2 separate regions of the Homo sapiens genome follow, and region 2 is linked to region 1. A link is a contact called in ENCODE Hi-C or POLR2A ChIA-PET data. All regions are on one chromosome and are shown on one strand. The core of a region is the stretch at or near the end of the contact, and the rest is flanking DNA. Distances in the headings are between cores, read along the strand shown. Region 1 overlaps ARHGAP42 (Rho GTPase activating protein 42). Region 2 overlaps ARHGAP42 (Rho GTPase activating protein 42).

Region 1 (6,711 bases), core at 1,714-4,213:
TACCTTGTTGAAGCCTGAGTTCCAACGACTTCTTTATTGCTCTGATTTAATGAAAGAGGAATGAGGTAGGGACAGCTGTGACTCTGAGCAGCGAGCAATAGCCCCACAACACTCTCAGCTGGAGTAGGCTTGAGACCTACTGATGACATAGCCACAAAATACTGTGACTTACAAAGAAGCTCATCTTTTGTATGTGGGTCATGTCAGTGCAAAATGACTTGAAAAGTAAGACATCGGCAGGCTTTCTGTGTGTAAGTTGGTGGTGGGAATGGGTAGGAAGGGAAGAGGAAGATGAATAAAGATGTCTGCTTTCATTGCGCTTACAGTGGAAGAGGATAAAAAAAGGTTTTGGGCAAAGTAAGGAAGAGAAGGTGGTGTTATTCTATCAGTATAATTGCCTAATTATGAAAGTTGTTCTGGGAGGGTGTTTGATGTGTAGGCCCATGTCTGGCCTGTACATCTGTCCCAACGCTTCACTGGTTCCCTCTGCCTCCACCCTTTTGGCCTGTGCTTGCTGGGTTTTTTGTTTTGTTTTGTTTTGCGCCAGTGACACACTGCTGGCTTGGAAGGAGGCAAAATGGGATTCGTTGTTCGAGACCCAGTGGGGAATTCCTGTGGCTCAGAGAGCAGGTCAGGACTGAAGTTCCAAGCAGGGCAGTGTCCTGCACTTTTTTTTTTTAGCACCTCCCTTTTCATTGAAGAGCATCAAGAGGCCATTGCCCTCCCTTCTCTAAGGATAAATGAGCTGCAGGTGAGCTTTGGCCTGTTCCCTTTCATCTGCTCACTGCAGTGCTGGGTGAGTGGGAAGTGGCCTATTGAGTCCATCCACATAACTTCCCACAGCTGCACTAACTGCCCACTTTTTATTTGGCTTTGGTGTTTTGAACTGAGTAAGGAAGACATTGAGTTAGGAGTACAGTGCTAGACACGCGGGGCTCAGAAATTGGTGATGGAGGGGAGAAGAGTGACTATAAACCGGTATAAGATAGATTCAAGCTTCCTCTCATATATATTTATAGGGGTAGACCAAATACAAAAAGGTACCATCATTTAACTATAATTACACAAGTAATATGTATGTAAATACAAAAACAATACCCATTGCATCAGTCCTGGAGCACACTCTTGCATGGGAATTGATAACGTTCCAACATGAGTTATTTGCCCAGCCTTAAAACCTTACTGATAGGAAATAAAAGGTTATTTGTGCAGAAACTAAAATCATATTCTTTTGAAAACACTGTTTATGGTGGGTTAGTTCAAACGGCTGGATGTCCAAAGATACTACTGTGAATCTGCCTATGAGACGGGTTGTTTAGCTGCATTGATTTAGCACATTAGTGTATAGGATAATAAAAGACTTTAAGTCTGAGCACATCACTTGAGAATTTTTAACCACACCAAAGCTGGAGTATGCAAGTTACTCTATTTTGTTTTTGTATTAAGTACTTATAATTTGAAATCATTTTAAATCAAAGATTAAAAATGAGAAGACCTCTAGGTTTTAAAAAAATTTAGATATTGTGGCCGGGTACGGTGGCTCACGCTTGTAATCCCAGCACTTTGGGAGGCTGAGGCGGGCGGATCACCTGAGGTTGGGAGTTCGAGACCAGCCTGACCAACATGGTGAAACCCCATCTCTACTCAAAATACAAAATTAGCCAGGAGTGGTGGTGAATGCCTGTAATCCCAGCTACTTGGGAATCTGAGGCAGGAGAATAGCTTGAACCTGGGAGGGGGTTGTTGCGGTGAGCTGAGATCGTGCCATTGCACTCCAGCCTGGGCAACAAGAGCAAAACTCCATTTCAAAAAAAAAAAAAGTTAGATATTGTTAGTCAAACTGAACTAGTGCCAATAAAAATGTTAGTCATTAATATGAGGCAAAGTTTATTCATTCTATGTAATCTTGGAAACCATTGGAAAGTCCAGTTGCGATTGTGCGTAAACAGCTTGGTTAGTGATGTTGTGTGATGACCTAGACTCTCAGGAAAGTCTTGAACAGTATGAGCTTTGGACTCAAGAGATTAAACATTTACCAAGAAGGAGAGTCACTTTGCTAGTAAATATTTTTGGTGGAGACTTCATTCCTTTAGACACACCTAAACAGAAAATTCCTGTGGTAGTGACAGGCAATACACTACCATTTGTCAACTAAGGTAATAGCTCCAAATTAGGAGTGGAGAAATGAGTCAGTCAGTTAGGTAGTTTGGATCAAACTATATTTTTTAACAATCCCCCAGCTATTTCTGACATAACTAGTGTATTGCTGGTCCCTTGTTTACTCCATTTTAAATGCAGATATGCAGACATAGCAACAAGGATAGTGCCTAATAGTTAGCATCGGCCGGGCACAGTGGCTCACTCCTGTAATCCCAGCACTAGCACTTTAGGAGGCCTAGGCAGGCAGATCACCTCAGGTCAGGAGTTCAAGACCAGCCTGGTCAACATGGTGAAACCCCATCTCTTCTAAAAATACAAAAATGAGCTGGGCATGATGGCACGTGCCTGTAATCCCAGCTACTCGGGAAGCTGAGGCAGGAGAACCACTTGAACCCGGGAGGTGGAGGTTGCAGTGAACTCAGATTGCACCACTGCACTCCAGCCTGGGCAACAAAGTGAACACTGTCTCAAAAAAAAAAAAAAAAAAAACACGAAGAGCATGTCGCATTTTAAAAAAGAAGCTGTTTTATGGAAATGCTTGTACGAATCGTACATGTACTGATTGATGGATGAGAGCTCGAACATGAACCAAGTTTTGTGTACAGCATTGGCTGAGGTGCCCTGACATTTTTACTTCTTGTTCTGTCTTTAGGAGAATGTGTTGAAAGGTGAAGGTATAGCAGGTTAAAATAGTGGCAATTCAAGTCACAGGGGCTTTACTATGTCTTCCTGTGCTGGCAGTGCTTTGCCAAGGTGCAAATATTTATTGTTTGATTACCTCTCTGAGGCTGGGTGTGCATCAGTGGGTTACTGTGGTGAGGTGACTCACATTGATCTGTAGATAGAAGCCTGAGAGTGATCTTGGATACCTGATCTGAGGGTGTCAAGAAGAATTTTTTCAAGGGAGTGGTTGGAAAATCTCATTCAGTTTCTTTGTTAGAAGAGTGACTGTGTAAAAAGGCATAAAATTTTTACTTACTTTGAAGATGCGTCTGTTAGGTCAAATGGAAAGGTAATATTTGATTCTGTTTCCCAAATGAGAAATAGGAATATAGTCTAGGGTGGAAAGTATGGGAAACAATTTACTTTTTGTATTTGGAAAGGATTCCTCTATAGTGTAGAAACACTTTGAGAGATAATAGCTTTTGTTTCAGGTTAAAAATCATAACTGCCATAATAAATGCAGAAAATGCATTCAAAAGATCATTAATAATTTTTCTTAAAAAAAAGACCTATTTTCTTTTTTGACTTAAACAAATTCAATGATTAAATTATTGAAAATGCTTCTGTGAAAATTTTCTTCAGAATTTGGTCATGAGTACAAATATGCATTTTTACAGTTTACTCAATATTTGTCTAGTGGTATTGTGATACAAAAGGTAGAACTGGGCGGGGTGTGATAGTTCACACCTATAATCCTAGTGCTTGCAGAAGCCATGGCGGGAGGAATGCTTGAGACCAGGAGTCCCAGACCATCCTGGATGAGGCCCCAGTTCTATAAAAAGTAAAAATTTAGCCAGGCATGGTGGCATGCACCTATAGACCTAGCTACTCAGGAGGCTGAGGCTGCAGGATCCCTTGAGCCCAGAAGCTGAGGTTACATTAAACTATGATCACACCACTGTACTGCAGCCTGGGTAACATGTTGAGACCCTGTCTCTTAAGAAAAAAAAAAAAGAAACGGTGAAGTTGTTTGTAGCCATGAGATTCTTCTTGGGCATTTTTAGGAAAAATTTCTAAACCAAAGGCAATGCCATTATCAACCACAGCTGAACTCTTCTAAAAGAGACCTGTGATATTTTATTAAATTTGAGGAAGTAAACTACCTTCTCATTTGCTGAATCAAAAAAAAAATATCCATCATTCTTTACAGACCCTCATTACAACCACTTAAATGTGGTTATATAAATCAGGAAGTCGTGTATTAAAGTGGAACATTTCTAAATGCCTAAATTGTTTATACAAATAACATTTTCTTTTTAACTCTGCAGAGGAAGCATATTTTACTTTTTAATAGCTCTCAGTTGGACAATTGAATTATTGTTTTCCTGTTTTTTTTTTAAACCACCCTTATTTTTGTACCCACACAGAAACCACCCACAATTAATGATGGAAGCAGCTGGGAAAGTTGCACATTTCAGGTGGTGTTCCTCTCTTAAAAAAAACACGCTGCTTGAGAGAGATGCTTTTATCATATTAGCTGTGTATTTTGAAGCACTTTATTTGACTTAATTTGAAATTCAAAAGCTTAGGTGTTTCATATTTCAGGCTTCGAGTTAAAAAACAACCTGAAAACTTGTCATGTCACAAGCCTGGAAAGAAATTTATTTTTTAACTGATGGATAGACATTAATCCCCTAAAACCTCATTCTTTTTTTGTGACTTTGTTCTGCCCAACAAAAAATAGCCCAGTCTTTTGTACAGAGGGCTCACTTGCTTATCACTTGTAGCAAATTATATGCTCTTTGAGGTCTGAAAGTTTTACTCATATTCCTATTCCTTCGTAGTACTTTAGAGCTTTATTTGTAGCAAAGATTTAATATTTGTAGAGTGAACAACCACAGCTGTAAAAGCTATTAAACTTTTACAGAAATGAATCACTTTAGGGTAAATAGAATTTTAGAGCCTTATATTAACAATAATATATATACTGGCTGGGTGCAGTGGCTCACGCCTGTAATCCCAGCACTTTGGGAGGCCAAGGTGGGTGGATCACCTGAGGTCAGGAGTTCGAGACCAGCCTGACCAACATGGAGAAACCCCATCTCTACTAAAAATACAAAATTAGCTGGGCTTGTGGCACATGCCTGTAATCCCAGCTACTCGAGAGGCTGAGGGAGGAGAATTGCTTGAACCTGGGAGGCAGACTTTGCGGTGAGCCAAGATTGCACCGTTGCACTCTAGCCTGGGCAACAAGAGCGAGACTGCGTCTCAAAAAAAAAAAAAAAAAAAAAAATATATATATATATATATACACACACACACATATATACACGTATATATATACGTATACATGCGTATATATACGTATATATATACATATACATACGTATATATACGTATATATACATATATACGTGTATATATATGTACTTACTTGAATATATCTACTATGGTTCTTTTCAGTATGCTAATCTAAATTTTCAGAGGGTAATAGGTCATAAATTAACACACATGCACACACATATGTAATTTTTACATGTACTTTAGAATCATTTAGAACAAGTTTTTGGCTGGGTGCGGTGACTCACATCTGTAATCCCAGCACTTTGGGAGGCTGAGGCAGGTGTATTACCTGAAGTCAGGAGTTCGAGACCTGCCTGGCCAACATGGTGAAACCCTGTCTCTACTAAAAATAGAAAATTTGGCCAGGCATGGTGGCGCGTGCCTGTTGTCTCAGCTACTCGGGAGGCTGAGGCGGGAGAATTGCTTGAACCTGGGAGTCAGAGGTTGCAGTGATCCAAGATTGCGCCACTGCACTCTAGCCTGGGGGACAGAGTGAGACTCCATCTCAAAAACTAAAAAAAAAAACAAGTTTTAAAAATATTTATAAATATTAAAATAAATTTTAAACCAGAGTTAAAAATTTATTCTCTTTTTGCATTTATTCAATATTTATTGACTACCTGTTATGTGACAAGAACTGTGCTTGTGAAAAAGGTGGTCCAAATTTTGCTCTCATGGAGTGTACAAACTAAAGGATAAGGTGGTAAACCCCTTTTTTAAAATAACATGACTTTAAAAAAGGCTTATTTCAGGGAGGTGGATAGAGAGTCAAGGAGAACTTTTATCTATGGTTAGTAAAAAATAATCTCAACAAAATAATTAGTGTAATAAATGCTATGACCTATGCTAATTTGGGATGCAGAAATATATACTTGATCCTAATTATTTGCAAGTTTTATATTTGTGAATTAACATATTCTAAAATGTATTGGTAACCCCAAAAGCAATATTGCTGGTGCATTTGTGGATATGGGCAGAACAGTGATGAAGTTGGTCCACCTGACCCACCCAGGATCCACTCTATGAAGCATGGTGGAGCGTTATTGAAGACTAATAATACGATAGGTTTTTTGCTCTTCTGTAAGAGCGACATTGTTAAAGCCGAAGGCCGATGGGGATTAGAGTCAGAAACCGGCTTTGTAGCTTTCTCTTGCCTCTCTTTTGAACTTGTCTGTGCCTGCATTTCCTGGTTATACAACTCATTTATTCAGTAAATACTTAAGTATCAACCAGATCTAAGCCACAATGGGTGGCATAAGTAGTTTAAATTTTTTTTGGAGGACACCAACATTAAACAACCAAAGACGTGAAGTCACAATTGTTTTGAATCGTGTAAAAACAAAGCTAATTATGCTAAGAGAACATAGTCAAGATAGACTAGGCATTGTTGGGTGCCTATTGGTTAACATCAGAGCCTAGAAAAATAAGTGATGGCCCTTGTGGGTGTTATGGGCACAGCTTGCACTTTTGTTAATTGGAAAGAGTTCAATAGTAATAGATCATTTCTCAAAGTTCAGCCCACTGGCCCTGTTTTTTTGGTGTTTT
Region 2 (6,234 bases), core at 769-3,268, 74 kb after region 1:
AAAGATATACTGTGTGTGTGTATTAGCTTCTGGTGCTGTTTTTTCTTAGCTGTACAAGTTCCAATTACCATGTTTCCTGTGTTTATTTATATCGAGATAGCATGTGACATAAACATCCCAAGTAAGTGTTGTTCCAGGGAAAGTGAACTAGGAAAAGGTAATATTATGATGCTTACGTTTCTGAAGGAATATTCCTTTTTTCTCATTTCTCAAACTTTAATTGGGTAGAATTATGTATGAGAAATGCTCCTCCTTTAATGATCTCTTCTTAACCTTACTGTAGCCGTGCTGATCCTTACCTCATCATTATATTATTTCAAGTAAGCATTTCATAAGCCAAGAACAATCATCATTATTCTACTGAAGTTGACTTTTTATCACACACATAAACATGGCATCAGCACAATACTGAAACCGTGTTTGGGGATGCAATAGACAGTGCGTATCACTTTTCAAAAAAGATTTTAATAGGGAAAATAACTACTTTTGAAGATATAGAAATTAGAAAATATGAAAATAATACGTAGGCTACGTGGTTCCACTGTAACTTAAGGCTCCTAGGCTACAGATCTATACAGGATATCACTGTACTGAATACTGTAGGTGATTGTAACACAATGGTAAGCATCTGTGTATCTAAACATATTAAACACAGAAAAGGTAATGTGTTGTACTGCAATGTCACAACAGCTATGACATCACTAGGTGACAGGAATTCTTCAGCTCCATTATAATCTTATGGGACCTCTGTAGTATATGCAGTCTTGTTGACCATATATACCGTGTTGTGGTCATAATGTGGCTGTTATGTGTTATGTATTTATTCAAAAAACACCTATATTAAACAACAAATAGTGGTAAAGAGTGCTAACTATACAAGATCTCTTTTATCTAGTTATTAAAGCATGTCTTTTAAACATGTATCTGTTAACCTATAACATTTCCAATTAAATATGTCTTTTCCAATATTGAAAAGATTAAATTCATTTGTACTTCTTTATACTTAAACTTAATTTTACACATGTAAGGCTTTCTGGTTTCTGAGTTTCCCTAACAACATTGGCACAAACTTCTACTCTAGCACTGGTGACAGTTTTAGCTTCACAAGTCTATCTGGGAGATAGTAGCTTTCTTTTTTTTTTTTTTTTTTTTTTTTTTGAGATGGAGTCTCGCTCTGTCACTCAGGCTTGAGTGCAGTGGCAGGATCTCAGCTCACAGCAACCTCCGCCACCCAGGTTCAAATGATTCTTATGCCTCAGTCTCCCAAGTAGCTTGGATTACAGACGTGTGCCACCATGCCTGGCTAATTTTCATATTGTTAGTAGAGACGGGGTTTTACCATGTTGGCCAGGCTGGTCTTAAACTCCTGACCTCAGGTGATCCACCCACCTCGGCCTCCGAAAGTGCTGGGATTACAGGTGTGAGCCACTGCGCCTGGCCAGGAGATAGTAGCTTTCTATGGTGCTAGACTGTGAAAGATTCTAGGGATGAACCTGAACACTGAATGAATGATCACAAAATGTTAGCTATAAACATTATTTGCTAACAAGAGCAACAGCATTCATGGTGCATGCCATTTATATTTAGTCATGTATTCATAACATTTCAGTCAGCAATGAGTCACATACATGATATTGATCCCATAAGATTATAATGGAGCTAAACAATTCCTATCGCCTAATGACATCATAGCTGCCTTAACATCATAGTGCAATACATTACGTGTTTCTGGTGATGCCAGTGCAAACAAATCTGTGCTGCCCATCTGTGGAAGTATGGCACATAGAATTGTGTGTAATACGTAGCACTTGATCATGATAATGAACACCTTTGTTATTGGTTTATGTATTACTATACTTTTGATCATTATTTTAGAGTGTATACTTCTACTTATAATGAAGTTAACCATAAAACAGTCTCAGGCATGTTCTTCAGAAGGCATTCCATGTATACAATGTTTGCACGATGACAAAATCGCCTAACGATCCATTTCTCAGAACACATGCCCATTGTTAAGCAATGCGTAATTACGTATTTGGCTCCAGGCAGTGGTATGTTGGTAAAAAGTTAACCACTGGCACTCAGGTGCATGTTGTATGCACATGCATGCATACATGTGCCTATGTATGTGTGAGAAATCTGATTGGTAGTGCTTGCTGATCTTCACTGAGTAAATCCTCCCACCTTGGCTGATTTCAACACAAGGTCACTTACCCAGTGCAGGTTGGGAAGAGATGAGCACAAAGGTTCTGTGAGCCACTATGAGCCTGCTTTAACACACTGCTGGCCCCAGACCTAATTTTCCTTAATTTCTCCCTGTATTAGTTAGATCATTCTCTGCTTTATTTATGTACATCTGTATCCTGCATAGTTCCTTCCTTCTTTCCCTCTTCTCTCCTGTCCTCCTCTTTATTCCCATTCTCCCCCATTAATGCACAACTACAATAAGTAATTTAAGAAATTGCATATATATTGGGATATCTTCCATTTTTCTTAAACTTTTAGCAATCTGCTATTATCTAAATACTGAACAATTATGATTAAATTATATTAACGTTCAGCTACTAAAATGCAATTGCTATAAAATATGACTGGGAATTTATTTAATGCATTTTATTTGCTTTTAAACTTGCAAAGGCTATCAGAAGTTTGCTTAAATTCACGAATGAATAATTTATAACAGATGAATGATTTTATTTTTTCAACCCAAAGATACTTAGTAGGGAATACCAAGAAGAATAGAGCAAAATTAGCCAGAAGAAATAGCATTAAGCGGGAGGAAGGGAGTGATATAAATTATCACTTTGCTGAAGCTCCCTCCCCTTGCTCCCATACACAAAGCCACTTTCCCCCACTCTAAGTTAGGGGTTAGAACATGTAAAAAGAAATATTTTTGAGGCCCTAATTAGCTCAGCTTGGGATGTACAGTGTCTCTGATTTTTGAGGTGGGAGAATGGGAGGAGGTGTATTTTCATGAACATGAGGATATTGACATAAATGGGGCAACTGTGTTACAGGAATATTTTTGGCCATCTTCTATAGTACTAACAAACATAGGAACATCACTGGAGTGGTCTAATTGTGCCACCAGAGGTACAAAGTTCAGCAGACCCTGGTGTTTCCTTAGAATGTGCAAAGGTAGAGGACTGGCTGAAGTAACCTTACCAGTATCCCCGAAGAACATTTTTACCTAGTCAAATGCAGGAGCGAGTATTTAACCTGTTGGAATGAAACAACTTCAGGGTGCAACATTTCTTAAATCTCTCTCTGAGAATACAGGTTCTGAATGACATAATTTAAATATCTTCCCTGTGTGACCTTTGAGTTAATATAGTCTTTTAAAAAATTCTATAAAATTGCTTTCTTAAATGCATACATTTTGGTCAAAATCAAAAAAGTATTTTTTTAAAAGTGAATGTATATGCAGGTCATTTGGAGTAATTATTTTAAGCAGCTTTTAAGATGTCAATCCTAATTTGACCTTTCACATATCTTGATATTTATAGTTGAAAAGAAGTTTGACTTTGTTTTCTGACTGTTTTTAGCCTCCAATATTAAAGGGTTATAAATGAAAAAGCAGTAATCAGGCTGGTGATAAGTAGATAAGTGGGGAGGCAATATGCTATGGTTAAGTCTGGTATTTGAAAATGTTTCCACAATGCTTAAATGTTTAAAAAGTGTTCTTACTTTAATCCCCCATTAGAGATTGCTGGGTAGAAAGGAATAAAACAAAAGTAGTTTCAGAACAAGAAGAAGGATACAATAAATAACCTACCTTTGTGGTTCAAATAACTTAGTACACAAATAGTTTCATTTGTTACCACCTAGAGTTATGATGTTAATTACATCACAGTGGATTATATGAAATTTTACAATCTACTCTCCTCTCCCACTTCCTCTGCTAGATTCTGTGAAAATGGTCAATTCCTTCTTGGTTGAATGGTTTTCCATTCCTCCACCTTATGAGTATAGATGGTTTTATTTAAAAAATAGCAAACTTTAATTTGATTTATACATTCAGCAGTAGTTATAAACTCTAGAAGTAGAGAGGATTGCTTGCCATTTTACCCCTATTAACTGCTCTTCTACAGTTAATAAGCTTTGACATCAAGTATGTGCTAGTGAGATTTCACTCTTATACTAAAACTCCAATAGCAGCTTCCTAATTCATTGAAAAAAAAAAATCTAGAGCACTGCAATTGGCCTACTCAAAAGAAAGAATTTAATGGGCAATTAATGCTTTATTAATAAGTTTTTATGATCATTAGACATAAAGTAAAAAATTTAAGCTTTATAAGCAGGTCATGAGATAAGGACATATTATCATCTTTATTATATAGAAAAGAAAACTTAGTTTGAGTAACTCGATCAAGATTGCATAGTTGTCATGGTTAGGCCAATTAATTAAAAATAAATGGGAGTATTCTCCTGAGAGTGTATTGCTTCTGCTTATCTTCTGAAAAAGAAGAGGCTATTCATATAGCACAATTCTCCAGAAACTTAAATTAATTTTCCCAATATATTTCCATAGGAAAAGTATTATTGCTGGTAAAAATGGAGAAAGATGAAAGTTATATTAAATTCAAGTAAGAGTTAGATCTAACTGATGAGGTCCAATGGGGTGGGATTCATAGTGGAACTCTGTCACTAAGTAGATCCAAAACATTCAAATGCTGAAGCAGCAAGTGATGTTCAAGTCAGAATTAATTGAATGACTAGTATCCAGATAGCCTTACATAGCATTTGTTTTTAGATGACAATATGTTTTTTTCAGTCGTTTGCTCACATTAAAGTGTATGAAGTAAAATGTATTCAGTCCTTGACTTCTGATTACTTATTAATGCAAGACGTGCTCGTGTATCCATCCTCTATACCTCGTGTGAGTTTTGGCCATTGAGATCTAGTTTAGTGGTGCTGTGGATTTGCTGACCTAGAGAAGAATGTCTATATTATGTAGCTATAGAGAGTTAAATTGGCCAGTACCAGGGAGTGAACCCCAGGCTAGCACCCCAGTTCCCCACCCCTTGCCAGAACTTCTTTCTAAGAAGCTATTGAGGAAGGAAGAACTAGATACAGTTTGGGACAAGGCAGAGAAGAGATGCTTGCTTGTAATCAATCACAAATTAGAACTGTGATGTGATTTTCAGCTGTGATGTGATTCAGTTGCAAATATGAATGGGAAAATAACCCATTCTTTTACGTCGAAGACGGTGTAGATAGCTTCTGCATCGATTATGATCATTTCACTTATTATTACCTACCTTTGTGGTCTTTCCACTTTGTATTGATTGTTTATATTGACATCTCAACAGGAAATTATTTTTGCAATGAACTGTACCATTTATGTTTTTTGTTGTAAATAGTGTAGCGTATTATAGCCTTAAGCAATTGCTTTAAATAGTACTTTAGAATATCAGAAGTATTGCTTTAAATAGTACTTGAGAATATATAACTAAATCTTTGCATCAAAACTGAGTGTTTTATTGCTTTGAAAATGAGAGGTAAGGAATTGTAATTTTTCTGACATTCGGATGTGTTAGCTAATGAGTTGCAAGATAATGGGACATATAGTCATTAATTAGTGATGAGCTGTGACTGGCACCAACATCACTGGATTTTAATCAAAACCTGGAAAGGGAAGTAGTGTAAAAATAAAATTGTTAAGAGACATACCTTTCAGATTTATTTTATTCCATTGCTACTTTTTTTAATGAATAAGTGTGGCAAGATTATCAGCAGTGAAAAGCAAGCACTGAAAATTCCTATCAGATAGCACTTGAAAATGCATGATCCATAGAAAATTATAATTCATGATTATGTGGGGGAAAAAAAGGAAATCCAAACATATTTGGAGAATCATTCTTCAAACCACATAAAAGCGTTTCTAGCCATTACTTTTGAATGATTTATGTGCACCCCCTTGTGGCTATTTATTAGAACCACTTGAAATAGCAAAAGAAAGTGACAGGAAACTTAATTGCCTGACTTAAATAACCTACCCACAGTAAAATGCATGGTAAATGCTATATTGTAAAGTATTACCAAATATCAGATTTGCTTTTCTTCTACTGAAAATAAGTGAAATCACCAGTAATTGTTTTTTACTTTAAATGTAAACCAATATCTATAAAAATAAGTTGTTCAAAGCCAAGGTTTAGGTAATGGCTAGTAATTATAAGTTAATTGTTTCTTAATTACCATAATAAGGTATCTTCAATAATTTATCTTATCAAT

Evidence for each region. A loop is a pair of places that touch in the nucleus more often than their neighbours do. ChIA-PET counts read pairs that join two places held with the same protein, here RNA polymerase II (POLR2A). Pooled maps may share reads with other maps.
Region 2: a loop to region 1 is called in a map of PC-3, with 8 times the contacts of the local background. The contact joins two enhancer-like sites. A Hi-C loop is called at or near these places in 6 of 168 maps with a recorded cell type or tissue (Caco-2, Calu3, PC-3 and 2 more) and 3 of 50 pooled maps. POLR2A ChIA-PET finds 5 or more read pairs at or near these places in 3 of 52 experiments (PC-3, PC-9 and Panc1).

What each region holds. Positions count from the first base shown.
Region 1 is chr11:100,774,353-100,781,063 of GRCh38, forward strand. The region is part of intron 2 of ARHGAP42 (Rho GTPase activating protein 42); the gene reads left to right. Among named protein-coding and RNA genes, the nearest start is that of ARHGAP42-AS1, 90 kb to the left of the region's middle. Within about 2 kb of position 2,964, at least 7 of the 41 ENCODE cell types and tissues checked have a DNase peak (open chromatin) inside an H3K27ac peak, as active enhancers do; they include PC-3, where a contact is called at or near this core.
Region 2 is chr11:100,849,742-100,855,975 of GRCh38, forward strand. All of the region lies in intron 3 of ARHGAP42 (Rho GTPase activating protein 42), which reads left to right. Among named protein-coding and RNA genes, the nearest start is that of SNORD13I, 81 kb to the right of the region's middle. Within about 2 kb of position 2,019, at least 2 of the 41 ENCODE cell types and tissues checked have a DNase peak (open chromatin) inside an H3K27ac peak, as active enhancers do; they include PC-3, where a contact is called at or near this core.